2 separate regions of the Homo sapiens genome follow, and region 2 is linked to region 1. Evidence: chromatin contacts called from ENCODE Hi-C or POLR2A ChIA-PET data. All regions are on one chromosome and are shown on one strand. Each heading gives the region's core, a stretch centred on a gene start or an enhancer-like site at or near the end of the contact. The rest is flanking DNA. Distances are from core to core; before and after follow the strand shown. Region 1 overlaps ST7L (suppression of tumorigenicity 7 like). Region 2 holds the start of MOV10 (Mov10 RNA helicase).

Region 1 (5,824 bases), core at 2,030-4,529:
TTGGGAGGCTGAGCTGGGCGGATCACTTGAGGTCAGGAGTTCAAGACCAGCCTGGCCAACATGGCAAAACCCCATCTCTACTAAAAATACAAAAGTTAGCCAGGTGTGGTGGCTTGCGCCTGTAATCCCAGCTACTCAGGAGGCTGAGGTAGGAGAATTGCTTGAACCCAGGAGGTGGAGGTTGCAGTGAGCCGAGATCGTGCCACTGCACTCCAGCCTGGGTGACAAAGCAAGACTCTGTCTCAAAAAAAAAAAAAAAAAGAAAGAAAGAAAGCTCTAGAAGGGAGGGCCTAGCTATCTAGGAGGTCAAGAATGATTCTCAATTTTCTGACTTCGGTGACTTGGAGAATGGTAAATCTATCCTATATCAGGAGGAGCCAATTTGGGAATAGGGGTTAGGGAAATAAATAAGTTCAAGCTTTGACTATGTTGCCTGTGTAACATCTCATCCATATATACATACATACCTGTATATGTGTATATATATATGTACATATATAGAGATTTATATGCTTAAATATTTTCTTGTATAATCTACTTAACACATATACATACAAGTCTATATTTTCCTCTCTCTAAATAATATATAGGTATAGATATATTTTTAAGTTATGTATATAATGTATATTATGAAGTATACATATAATATTTATAATTAGTGAATGTTGTAGGCATAAGTAATAGAGAGCAACTTCAAACTAGCTTAAATATAAATAGTAATTTGTTGGAAGAACACTGGGTTATCAGAGAACTCAATAGCAACAATTATATTTGGACTTCATAAGGGACTAGAACTGGGGACTAGAAAGCCATTAGGATTTCCAGGAATCAGTTATTTGTATATCTCTCTGTCCCTGGCTGCTTTTTTCAGTCTTTCCTATTCTTACTTTCCTTTCCTTCATCCCCAGCCCCATTTTCTCCTTCTGTGTTCTGTCGTTTCTGTTTCTCTCAGTGTATCCACTTCATTCTTACATCTTTCTCTTTACAGTTTGGCTTTCCCTTCATAGACAACCATGTGGCCAAACTTGAGGCCCCTACAGCCCTCTATTTACATGTCATGAGTTCAGGCAGACAATACAGAATGAATAATATCTCAATCCCACTTTTTCTTTTCTCTCTTTTTTTTTTTTTTTTTTTTGAGTTAGGATTTCACTGTCACTCAGGCTGGAATGCAGTGGTGCAGTCACGGCTCACTGCAGCTTCGACTTCTCAGGCTCAAAATATCCTCCCCACTCTGCCTCCTGAGTAGTTGGGACCACAGGCATGTGCCACCATGCCTGGCTAATTTTTGTATTTTTGGTAGAGGTGAGGTTTCACCATGTTGCCCAGCTTGGCCTTGAACTCCTGAGCTCAAGTGATCTGCCTGCCTCAACAGGTGTTGGGAATACAGGTGTGAGCCACTGCACCCAGCCTCAATCCCACTTCTAAAACTTCTGGGAGAGAGAATCAGATTTATCCAGGTGTTTATTCCTTGTCCAGTCAGCTGTAGCCTAAAGACAGGATTAGGTTGTGTAAATAAAATTGCCAGCGGTCCTCATATATCTTCCTCTGTACATCTCAAAAAACAGAATTGGGAGTCATTATTTTCTAGGTAGCAAAAGAAGTCGTAGGCATAAATGAAATCACTAAGGAAAACTGTATACAGTGAGAATTGAACTGAGGGTGGAACCATGGATGCACAGAAATGTCTAAGCAATGAGTGGCAGAATGACAGTTGAAGATTCAGTGAAGAGGTTGTCAGAGAGACAGGACAAGAACTAAAACTAAATATGCTAGAACTAAAAGGAAGAAGAAATTTCCAAGTGAGGAGTAATATCCAAGATAATAGGTAAGGTAAATACTAAGAAGAATCCATTGACTTTAGCAATTAAGATGTCATTAATGAGAGAAATTTTATTTTCCTTTCTAAAGAGGTGGTGGTGGTAGTTCTTGTTGTCTTTCCATTTTAACAGGAACAAATATATTTAAGGCAAAAGAATGGACCTTAAATTATGGAACATCAATATGCAAGAGTATATTATATTAAGCTAATACATTTAGCCTAAAATAATGCCCTCCTTTGTAAATTATTGCAAAGGTTGTCTAATATAAGGCCAATTTTACATAGTAATATGAATAAAATCAGGGTTATTATGTTGTCAAAGCTGTAAGCTATAAGACCAGACAGTTTATTCTTGGCAAGCCTTTATTCTAACTTGGTGCAAACTCCAGAAGGTAGGAGAGGGGGAATATGCTGGGGGGTTTTGTTTGATTATATTTTATGTTCTTAGAGTATTTTTTTCTGTCTCTGACTGTGGAAGAATGAACAAATTGTTAACAATAAGGAGTTTTAATACCCAGGAGTACTTAATGTTTTTTGTTTTTAATTTTCCTTCAACTTTGATATGACTTACCGCATTCTGGAATTTGCTTATGGACCTCATAAGTTCAGAGTTGAACTATTCCCCTAGTTCACATAGCTATTTAGTCGTCTTTTATGCCTTCTGATAAATTTTTCTCTACAAGCCAGTGATGAAATTTGAACTTTCGTTCCAAGGGAGTGTTTCTGTAATAGTCATCCATTATTTTGATGTATTAGCCAAACATTGACTGACAAATGAATCTACAGAAAGCAATCCAGGAAGAAATAATTAGGTCTCTCTTACAGTATAAAAATCTCATATTTTAGGAAATTTCCTCACTAAAGCTATGCAGTTTTCTACCTTATAAAGTGAGAATACTACTATCTCTTAGGGTTACTGAAAAGAATTAAATGAGCTAATATAAATTAAAGTTCTTTATAAACCATAAAATGCTATATAGGTTAGGTAATATTACTAACTTTGCTGTCTTGTATGTGTTTCCCACCTTCTTGAATAGCAGGGTTTGTTTCTCTTGATTTGAAGTTGGGAAGAAGAAGAAGTTGGCCTCTCATGGCTGAGGGACAGGGCAAAGGGGATTGCTGACTGGTTCTTTGGGTGCTGAAAGCACAATGTTCTCTACAGTTTCTAATGTTTCTAACTTTTAAAACTTCCATTTTGATGTGCTTTTACTTTAATCATGGCTCAAGGTTCTGGACATTTTCTGGATTTTTAATGGGTTTGTGTTTTGGTATATACTTTCTGAATATAGTAAAATAAAAATTAAAATATAGCTGTTGAAGGAAGCTTAGGTGTAATCTCTGTGAATCATTATGTTTTAAAAGTGAAATTTATAGCTGACCTTGGTTCAGCACAAAATTAGTCATCCCTTACTAATGCAGGATATTACATCAGAAATTCCTGGGTTAGTATCCAGCCCTAAGCGGTCAACTTCCTGGCCTAATGAAGTCCCAGAATAGCTCTCAGTTTAGCAGACATTTATTGAGCACCTACTGCATGTTAAGTACTCTAATAGGCTCATCTCAGTATTGTTATTCAAGTATTTTCAAATTTCAAATAAAATATAAATACTTGAGTATAATTGATAACGAAATATCCAATCACTAGAAAAATAATAGCTGAGTAAATATGTAAATATGGTAAAATAAGACAAGGGACTTTATTTATGGTCAGAATCCTAGGCCTTCAGTTTGCTAGTTTAGGTTTTTTTTTTTTTTTTTTTTTTTGAGATAGAGTCTCACTCTGTTGCCCAGGCTAGAGTGCAGTGGCATGATCTTGGCTCACTGCAACCTCTGCCTCTCAGGTTCTAGCGATCCTCCTGCCTCAGCCTCCCAAGTAGCTGTGACTATAGGTGCACGTCACCATGCCTGGCTAATCTTTCTATTTTTAGTAGAGATGGGGTTTCACTATGTTGGCCAAGCTGATCTCAAACCCCTGAACTCAAATGATTCACCTGCCTCGGCCTCCCAAAGTGCTGGGATTACAGACATGAGCAACCACACCTGGCCTACCTACTTTATTTATTAATTAATTTACATATTTATTTTTGAGACAGAGTCTTGCTCTGTTGCCAGGCTGGAGTGCAGTGGCACAATCCCAGCTCACTGCACCCTCCGCCTCCCGGGTTCAAGCGATTTTCCTGCTCAGCCTTCCTGAGTAGCTGGGACTATAGGCGCGTGTCACCACGCCCACCTAATTTTTATATTTTTAGTAGAGACGGGGTTTCACCATGTTGGCCAGGATGGTCTCGATCTCCTGACCTCGTGATCCACCCGACTTAGCCTCCCAAGGTGCTGGGATTACAGGCGTGAGCCACTGCTCCCGTCTTACCTACTTTAGTTTTACAGTGCCTAATGAAATGCCACATATATAAACACATTAATAACTGGGTAAAATTATTAACTGATGGTCCTAGGAAATCACCAATGACATGTCTGCCTCTTTCTCCATACTAGTCTTTGAGCTCCCAAAGAACAATAATTAATAACAACTCAATGCCAGGTGTGGTGGCTTATACCTGTAATCCCAGCGCTTTGGGAGGCCGAGGTGGACGGATCACTTTAGGCCAGGAGTTTGAGACCAGCCTGGCCAACATGGCAAAACCCCTCTCTACTAAAAATACAAAAAAGTAGCTGGGCGTAGTGGCCTGTGCATGTAATCCCAGCTACTTGGGAGGCTAAGGCACAAGAGTCACTTGAACCTGGGTGGCAGAGGTTGCAGTGAGCCGAGATCATGTCACTGCACTCCAGCCTAGGCAACAGAGCGAGACTCTTCTTCTTCAAAAAAAAAAGTAGCAACTCAAATGTATTTATTTATTTATTTATTTATTTATTTATTTATTTATTTAGAGACAGGTCTGTCACCCAGGCTGGAGTGCAGTGGAATGATCATAGCTCACTGCAGCCTCAAACTCCTGGGTTCCAGTGATTTTCCCATCTCATCCTCCAGAGTAGCTGGACCTACAGGCACACACCACCATGCTGGGCTAATTTTTAAAATTTTTAAAAATTTTTAAGCACGATTTTGCTTAGGTTAGTGTCGCATGCCTGGCTTTAAGCGATCCTCCTCTTTGGCCCCCCAAAGCGCTGGGATTACAGACGTGAACCACCACCTGTGGCTGCAACTCACATTAAGCACTTAAAATGTTCATCATTACAACTCTCCATAGCAACTTCTAGAGGGTTTAGCAACTTATTCAAGATCACATAGCTAATAAGTGACAAAGCTTTTTTTCAAAATCACCTCAGCATGATTTTGTAATCAATATTCTTTCCCATGACGCCATCCTGTTCCCACACCCAGCACAGTTGTCTGGCTATTTAGATATGCTGTTGATGCTGGGATAAATAATGGATAACTGTCTTCTACCTTGCTTAGCCAGAGACTTTCCTTTTTAAATTTTTTTTCTTTTTAATTTTTAAAAACAGATTTCATTTGAAAAGATTAAGACTTGTTTACATGTTATTCTGAAATAAAATTGATTCTTACCTATTCTCCATTGCAGCCTTTCATCATGTTTCTGTTTACCCAAAAAAGGAGCTTCCTTTGTTCATCCATTTCACAGCAGGATTTTGCTCTTCTACAGCAATGATAGCCATTCTCACTCACCAGTTTCCTGAAATCATGGGTATTTTTGCTAAAGCTGTAAGTATGATCTCAAGGACTTGTGTAGATTATTTGTAAAACACACAAGAAACCATCTCTGATCTGCCTGTGCTAACCCAGCTGAACAATGGAAGATATTTGTTGTAAATTAAAGGAATTGATTTGTATATAGTTGCTGCCATAAATACATCAAACATAAATTTTTGGTGATTTGAGCTACTTCTGTTGCTTAAAAGTTTAAAGAATACAATATAAGATTGTAACAATATAACATTATAAAGTTTGCTCTTATAGATCACTTTTGGTGATAAACAGCATTTGTTACTATCTTTGGTATTTTTAAAAATACCCTATTTTGT
Region 2 (5,824 bases), core at 1,752-4,251, 130 kb before region 1:
GATATAAACCTGACTAAAGGTAGAGGATCTAGCATTTGCGTGGCTAGCATAATACACTGGCTTTAGCATATTACAATGATTTGGTACCAGGAGGAGATGACCACGTGCCATAAAGCAGAGTGTAACGTGACCATAATACCAGGCTATACCCAAGGTATAAAGAATGAGCCATGAGAGCCCAGAGAAAAAGCAAGTAATTCCTACTGGGAAATGAAGGTTGACTTCACAGCATTCCAGCCTGGCTTTAAAGGATGTGTAGGCAAGTTCTTTAATCTGAACATACATTTCCCCAACATGATGAGGGTACAGAGCGGGGATAGTTGATGAAACCCGCTTCTGTCTTCTGGAGTGACACAGGAGTGCAATCTTATCCATTATAACACTCCAAAATAGTCAAGGATAATTACCTTGTACTGTCTGATTTTTCTATTTTTGAGGCAAATATTTCTGAGTTTCTTTCACTGGGTCTCAGGATAGAATATGAACCCACATAGAAGGCCTTTCCACCTCCTCTATGTACTAAAATTTTATCTCTTTCAAGGCTAAAGTCAATGCCATCTTCTCCATCACATCCCCTAATGATTACAGAGGAGTGGTATCTTATCTGCATAAACACAAGTGCATACAGTAAAAACTACTTTGGAAAATGCCTACATTCACCCATAATATACAGTATATCTGGCTTTCTGTATGCAATCCAACACAACCAGTTTTTCCCCAGTACTAAAACATACTATGTACCTTTGGTTTAGAGCTGACAAAGACTCTCCTTGATCAAACTTTTGTTAGACTCCCCTGAGCCCTCTTTTTGACTAGCCCTTGACCTTGCCTCCCCAAACCCTTCAGTCTTAGGCCCACCTAGTTCAGTTTTAGCAAGAATACTGAAGTCATTTTAGTGAGACTCCTCACCCTTGATGCATGACCACGCTTGATATCTGATCAAGTTCCTCATTCCCGCCTTTGATGTACAAGTCCTTGGTCTGCCTTTAACAAGAATCTTGTTAGGTCAGGTGAGCAAAAATCCTCCCACTCTTTATGACTCCTCTTAGTAATTTTCTATATATTGATCCCCTTACTCTGTTCATTGGTCATAAATCCCCCGCTGTTTTTGCTGTATTCGGAATTGAGCTCCAACTCTCTTCTTTCCTATTGCAATACCCTATTACCATAGCCTTGAGTCAAGTCAGCCTTACTGTTTTAACCAATTACTTTTTCCTTAACAGAGCCAAAAGAAGTAGGTGACTTGTTTCCTAGCCATGTTGTACTCTGTGGATATAGGTGAATTCACATACCTTAAGTGTTGATACCATGTGATGCAAATGCTCGCTCTTTCCTCCAGCATTTTTCTCTTACCATCCCTAGTATAATCCTCCATTTTACCATGTACTATCCTATATTGTGTACATGTATATTGCATGCATATCATAGCCTCTGATGCTCCTCTGGGATTGTGTGTTTTTCATCTTAAGAGTCCCCATAGTGTCCAGCATGGTGACATAAAACAGGGCCTCATCATCTTTGCCCCTTCTCAGATGTTGTTCAAGCCTGTTAATATCCCTCTCCAAATGTGATAACCATTAGTGAAAACGATATTCCAGACACGATTTCACCAATATGGAGAGTCTCTACCCTTTTCCCCCACCCCAAATCACACTTCTGTTAGCTCAATCTTAGACTTCAGCTGTTTTAGCAGCCATATCTCACCCATACTGGCCCTCTGGTCTGCTAAAACCCAAGGTCTTTTTCGGGAGGTCTGTTATTAAGCCCAGATTCCCACTACCTTATGTTTATTTGTACAAGTCTTTACGTTTACCCTTGTTAAACTGCTTCTTGGTTTTCCACGCAAGGCAGCAGCCTGTTGATAAACGTGTTTTTGAAGCACAATTCTGTGGTGTGACAGAAGACTCTTTGATTTTCACTTGGGTGGTAGCAGGAAAAGGAGACCAAAGAGCCTTCAGCCACAGGGTGAAAGGGAGCCTCCAGAAGGCTGGCTCTGCCCCTGGGTCTCCATGGAGAAGCCACAGGTGCTAATGGAGGTTTGGTACGCACGTAGTTTGTGCCCTTTTCTTCTTTCCAGAGCTTCCTGAGCTTCTCCCTTCTACCCTGGGCCTCTTCAGTTCTCCCAGATAGCGGACCCCCGAGGCAGCAGCGCCTCAACAAGGTGGCAGAGGTCCCTGTAAAGCCCGCGCTCGGGCTCGCAGCCCCCAACAGGCAGCCTCTAACCCGCGCTCCCGCGATGCCTGGGCCCCCTCTGGAGGCTCCCCTCCCCCACCGCGAGCGCTGTCCCTCAGCCCCCGCGAGCGGCGCATGGACGCGGGACGCAGCTCCCGGCCCCGGGTTCCGGCCTCCGGGGGCGCGGGCAGCGCGGGAGGCTCTCCGCGGCGACTTGGCGCAGGGGCCCAGCTCGGGCAGAACTGGCGGGCTCCGGGCGGCGCTGGTGGGGCGTGGGCGAGGCGCGGGAGGGGAGGTCTGCGCCGCCCCGGGACTGGCCTGAGCCGCTGGGGGAGCTGCGTCCCTCTGCGCCCCGGGGCGGGAAAGGTGGCCCTCGCGCGGGGGTCGTGGCAGCAAGCTGGGCCCGCGATTCGGGGCCGGGAGTGGGCCGGCCCGTACCTGATCTTGAAGTCGCGGTTATAAATGGTCCGCAGCCGCTCGCGATCTGTCTCCATGTCCAGTCCCCGAACGACCAGGAAACTCTCGAAACACTGGCCCGCCTCCCGGAGCTGCCGGCAGCTGAACTTACTGGGCATCGCGGCGGCGGCTGCGGCCCAGGCAGGAGGGTCCGTGGAAATGAAACTGAAAGTCGCCGCTGCAGCTGGAAGTTGGCGGCCCTGAGATGAGGGTGCAGCAGGAGGGAAGCCCCCTAACTCTGACCCCTGATCCTGCGGGCTCCCTTCTCCCCACCAGGCTTCCCTCCTCCGTTCTTTTCTTACCTGAGCTTTCCCTTCGGTTTCTTCGTCCTATCCCCTCCCCCTCTTCGCATTAACTCTTTCCTAAAGCGTCTGACCCCTCCCTCAGGGCCCTCCCCTTACCCCAAGCTCCCTCCCCTGGCTTCTAGCCAGTATCAGAACGTGGCTACCGCTTGGGGCCCTCTGAACAGCCCGGGAGGACCTCCGAGCCTCAGCCAGGGCTACCCTCACGCCCACCCTCCAGAGCCTCGGGACTCAGTGAAAAGCAGGAGAGCAAAGGGCAGGGCTGGGATCTAGGTCGGCTGCGGCCGGAATGGGGAAGCTCATCCAGCGCCTCCCCCAGCCTTCCAGGGACGTAAACTCGGGGCGACACGCCCCCTCCCCCATTTTCCCTTCTCGGGCTTTCAGACGCACGTAGTTGGCATAAGGGTCAAAGAAGTTTGGGGAAAAGAACCCAGTGTCTCTGAGATAAAGGTGTGTACGTGTGGGAGGGAGGGACAAGGGGCTCTGCCAGGATACACAGTAATTGCTTTTCTCTGCCACATCGGCTTATGTGGAAAGGCTGGTGACCGACCCTTACCCCTGAGCCACATATTTGGGCGCTTCGTTGCATTCCAGTCTGTATTGCTCTTTAATTTTTACTGGTATATAAGGTGGACCCTTATATTCATCAAAATACTAGCATCTTGAGCGTAAGGGACTGTTGTGTTAGGCAATAATAAGTGGTTAATAGTGACAGCATCAGTACCAAGAAGAGAACTAAAAGGGCAGTGTGCTTCAGAAGACTGTATAGACAAATTTAAGGGGGTGGGGCTACAATAACAAACCTTTGTATCTATTTTTTTCCCGCAGAATGAAATGACACACACACTAGAATGGGACAAGCTAAGTTACACTACAAAGTTTTAAATCAAATACATCACTTTCAAATAAATCAAAGCTAGTGTTGTTCTCCATAGTAGCTACCAGCAGGAGGCCACACACTCAATCTACGGAATTGAAGAAAGTCCAGAACCCAGGTCATACTCCAGCTGGGCTACCCGGTACCTTCTCTCAGGCCAACAACCAAATGAAGCCAGGAATAACAGGCTTTAGCAACAGGAAATGCAATGTCAGTGGGAACCAAAGCTACGGGGATGGGTAAAATAGGGCAGAGGAAAACATCTTACAAACTTATTATGCAAAGTAGAAGAAAAAACTAGAAAAGCAGCCAAAGATTTTACCTTTTTTCTCCCTCAATGTCCTGATGAGGTTCCAGAAGAATAGAGAGGGTGAACTCTTAAAAATTGCCTTGTTACTTACCATCTCAAAAACGTACCATCAACCGTACTCAAACTGAATGTCTGGCTCCATTCTGACCAGCAAATCTAAATCCCTATTATTCTTGGATACAATCTCCCTTCTTCTCTGGTCAGGTTTATGTCTTGGATGTTCTCAAAACGTACACAAAAGTCTGCAGTATAGTAAAACCTTGGGTAAAAAGTGTGATGCTATGTGGCTTTGTTTACAATGGAACTTCTCTAAACAATTTCATCCAGAAAAATCTACTTCACATGGGGTTCTAATTGTTATTGTCAGAGCTCTTTGAATCAGAGCAACTCCATCTTCAACAGGGACTGGGTAAAATGAGACTGAGACCTATTGGACTGCATTCCCAGGAGGTTAGGCATTCTAAGTCACAGGATAAGACAGGAGGTCAGCACAAGATACATGTCATAAAGACCTTGCTGATAAAACAGGCTGCAGTAAAGAAGCTGGCTAAACCCCACCAAAACCAAGATGGTGAGGAGAGTGACCTCTGGCCGTCAGATGTGAGATTTGTTTCTGTGCTCAGAGAGCTTATATATACTCTGTGCATTTATATATACCCTATCTGTTCAAAGAAGAAATTTAAGTTAGCTCAACTTAAACTACAGGACAATCCAGCTTTGTTCATATTTACCAATCTTCCTTTGATTTTTCACATAGTAGGTAGCTGAAAAACGAGACAATGGTCACCAGCATTTGGTTTACTTGGTAGTTTTATAGAAAATTGTAAATTCACAAGTTGGCATTCAAATATTTATCATTCTTTGAGTTTGAAGAGAATATGCCAAGTTTGCCAAGCATCCCATGAACCTAGATGAGTCCAGCACCGAAGTCTTAGACTATAAAAGAGAACAGGCACTGGAACTAGGCAAGCAATAGAGGGATAACCACTGAGGCTCAGATGAAAAAAGTCTTCAGCAGTGTCATTTCAAACCAAAATATAGGAGGGAAGCCTCACAAAAAACCCTTTTCCAGATGGCTGGGAAATCTTTGCCATAGCGTACAACAGGCTGATTTCAGCAGCTTGTGGTGATAAAATAGATACAATTCAAGCAAATATTCTGCTAAGGGAGGTTAAGAAGGGGGCGGAAGGGGGAGAGGGAGTGTCTCTGGCAGACTTGGTTAAGGAGGGTTGACTTCCTCCCGACTATACAAGTAACCAAGGCCTTTAGATAGTTAAGGGGTTAAGAATTTTTTAAAAAAGTCTAAGCTAAGGAATCAATGGGATAGCAGGGGCAGGATGAGAGAGTTAATAAATTAAAAGCAAGAATGTTTCAATCTATTTGCATTACAAATAGAATGGAATGCAGCTAAATATTCCTCAAAAAGGTGGGAATTTGAACTGGCCTTGGATGGAGTACTTGAAGCATAAAAACTCCCTCTGGTTTTCTTTTGGGAACCAGGATAAAAGCCTCTCCCACAAGTTTGTAGCTAGGCCAGCTAAGGAGAGGAAAGCAGCATTTCAAGATAACGCAATGTGAAATATTACCAAGTTTAAGGCAGGGATTCTTTCATTTCTACTTCTGCCTAGTGACTACAACTGTACTTGGGCCTTGCTTTCTGAGTGACAGGTACAGAAGACAACTACATTTTTCCCTTTGAAACATGGG

What was found. A loop is a pair of places that touch in the nucleus more often than their neighbours do. ChIA-PET counts read pairs that join two places held with the same protein, here RNA polymerase II (POLR2A). Pooled maps may share reads with other maps.
Region 2: a pooled map shows a loop between it and region 1 (2.1-fold over the local background). The contact joins the promoter of MOV10 here to the enhancer-like site in region 1. A Hi-C loop is called at or near these places in 1 of 50 pooled maps. POLR2A ChIA-PET finds 5 or more read pairs at or near these places in 6 of 52 experiments (BJ, GM10248, H1 and 3 more).

The regions. Positions count from the first base shown.
Region 1 is chr1:112,541,631-112,547,454 of GRCh38, reverse strand. It overlaps ST7L (suppression of tumorigenicity 7 like), which reads left to right. Exons shown (of 15, transcript NM_017744.5): 14 at 5,365-5,504. Among named protein-coding and RNA genes, the nearest start is that of WNT2B, 36 kb to the right of the region's middle. Within about 2 kb of position 3,279, at least 6 of the 41 ENCODE cell types and tissues checked have a DNase peak (open chromatin) inside an H3K27ac peak, as active enhancers do.
Region 2 is chr1:112,671,836-112,677,659 of GRCh38, reverse strand. MOV10 (Mov10 RNA helicase) reads right to left here and starts at 3,001. Exons shown (of 21, transcript NM_001321324.2): 1 at 2,931-3,001; 2 at 2,611-2,812. The coding sequence starts at 2,747. RefSeq lists a silencer at 2,201-2,600.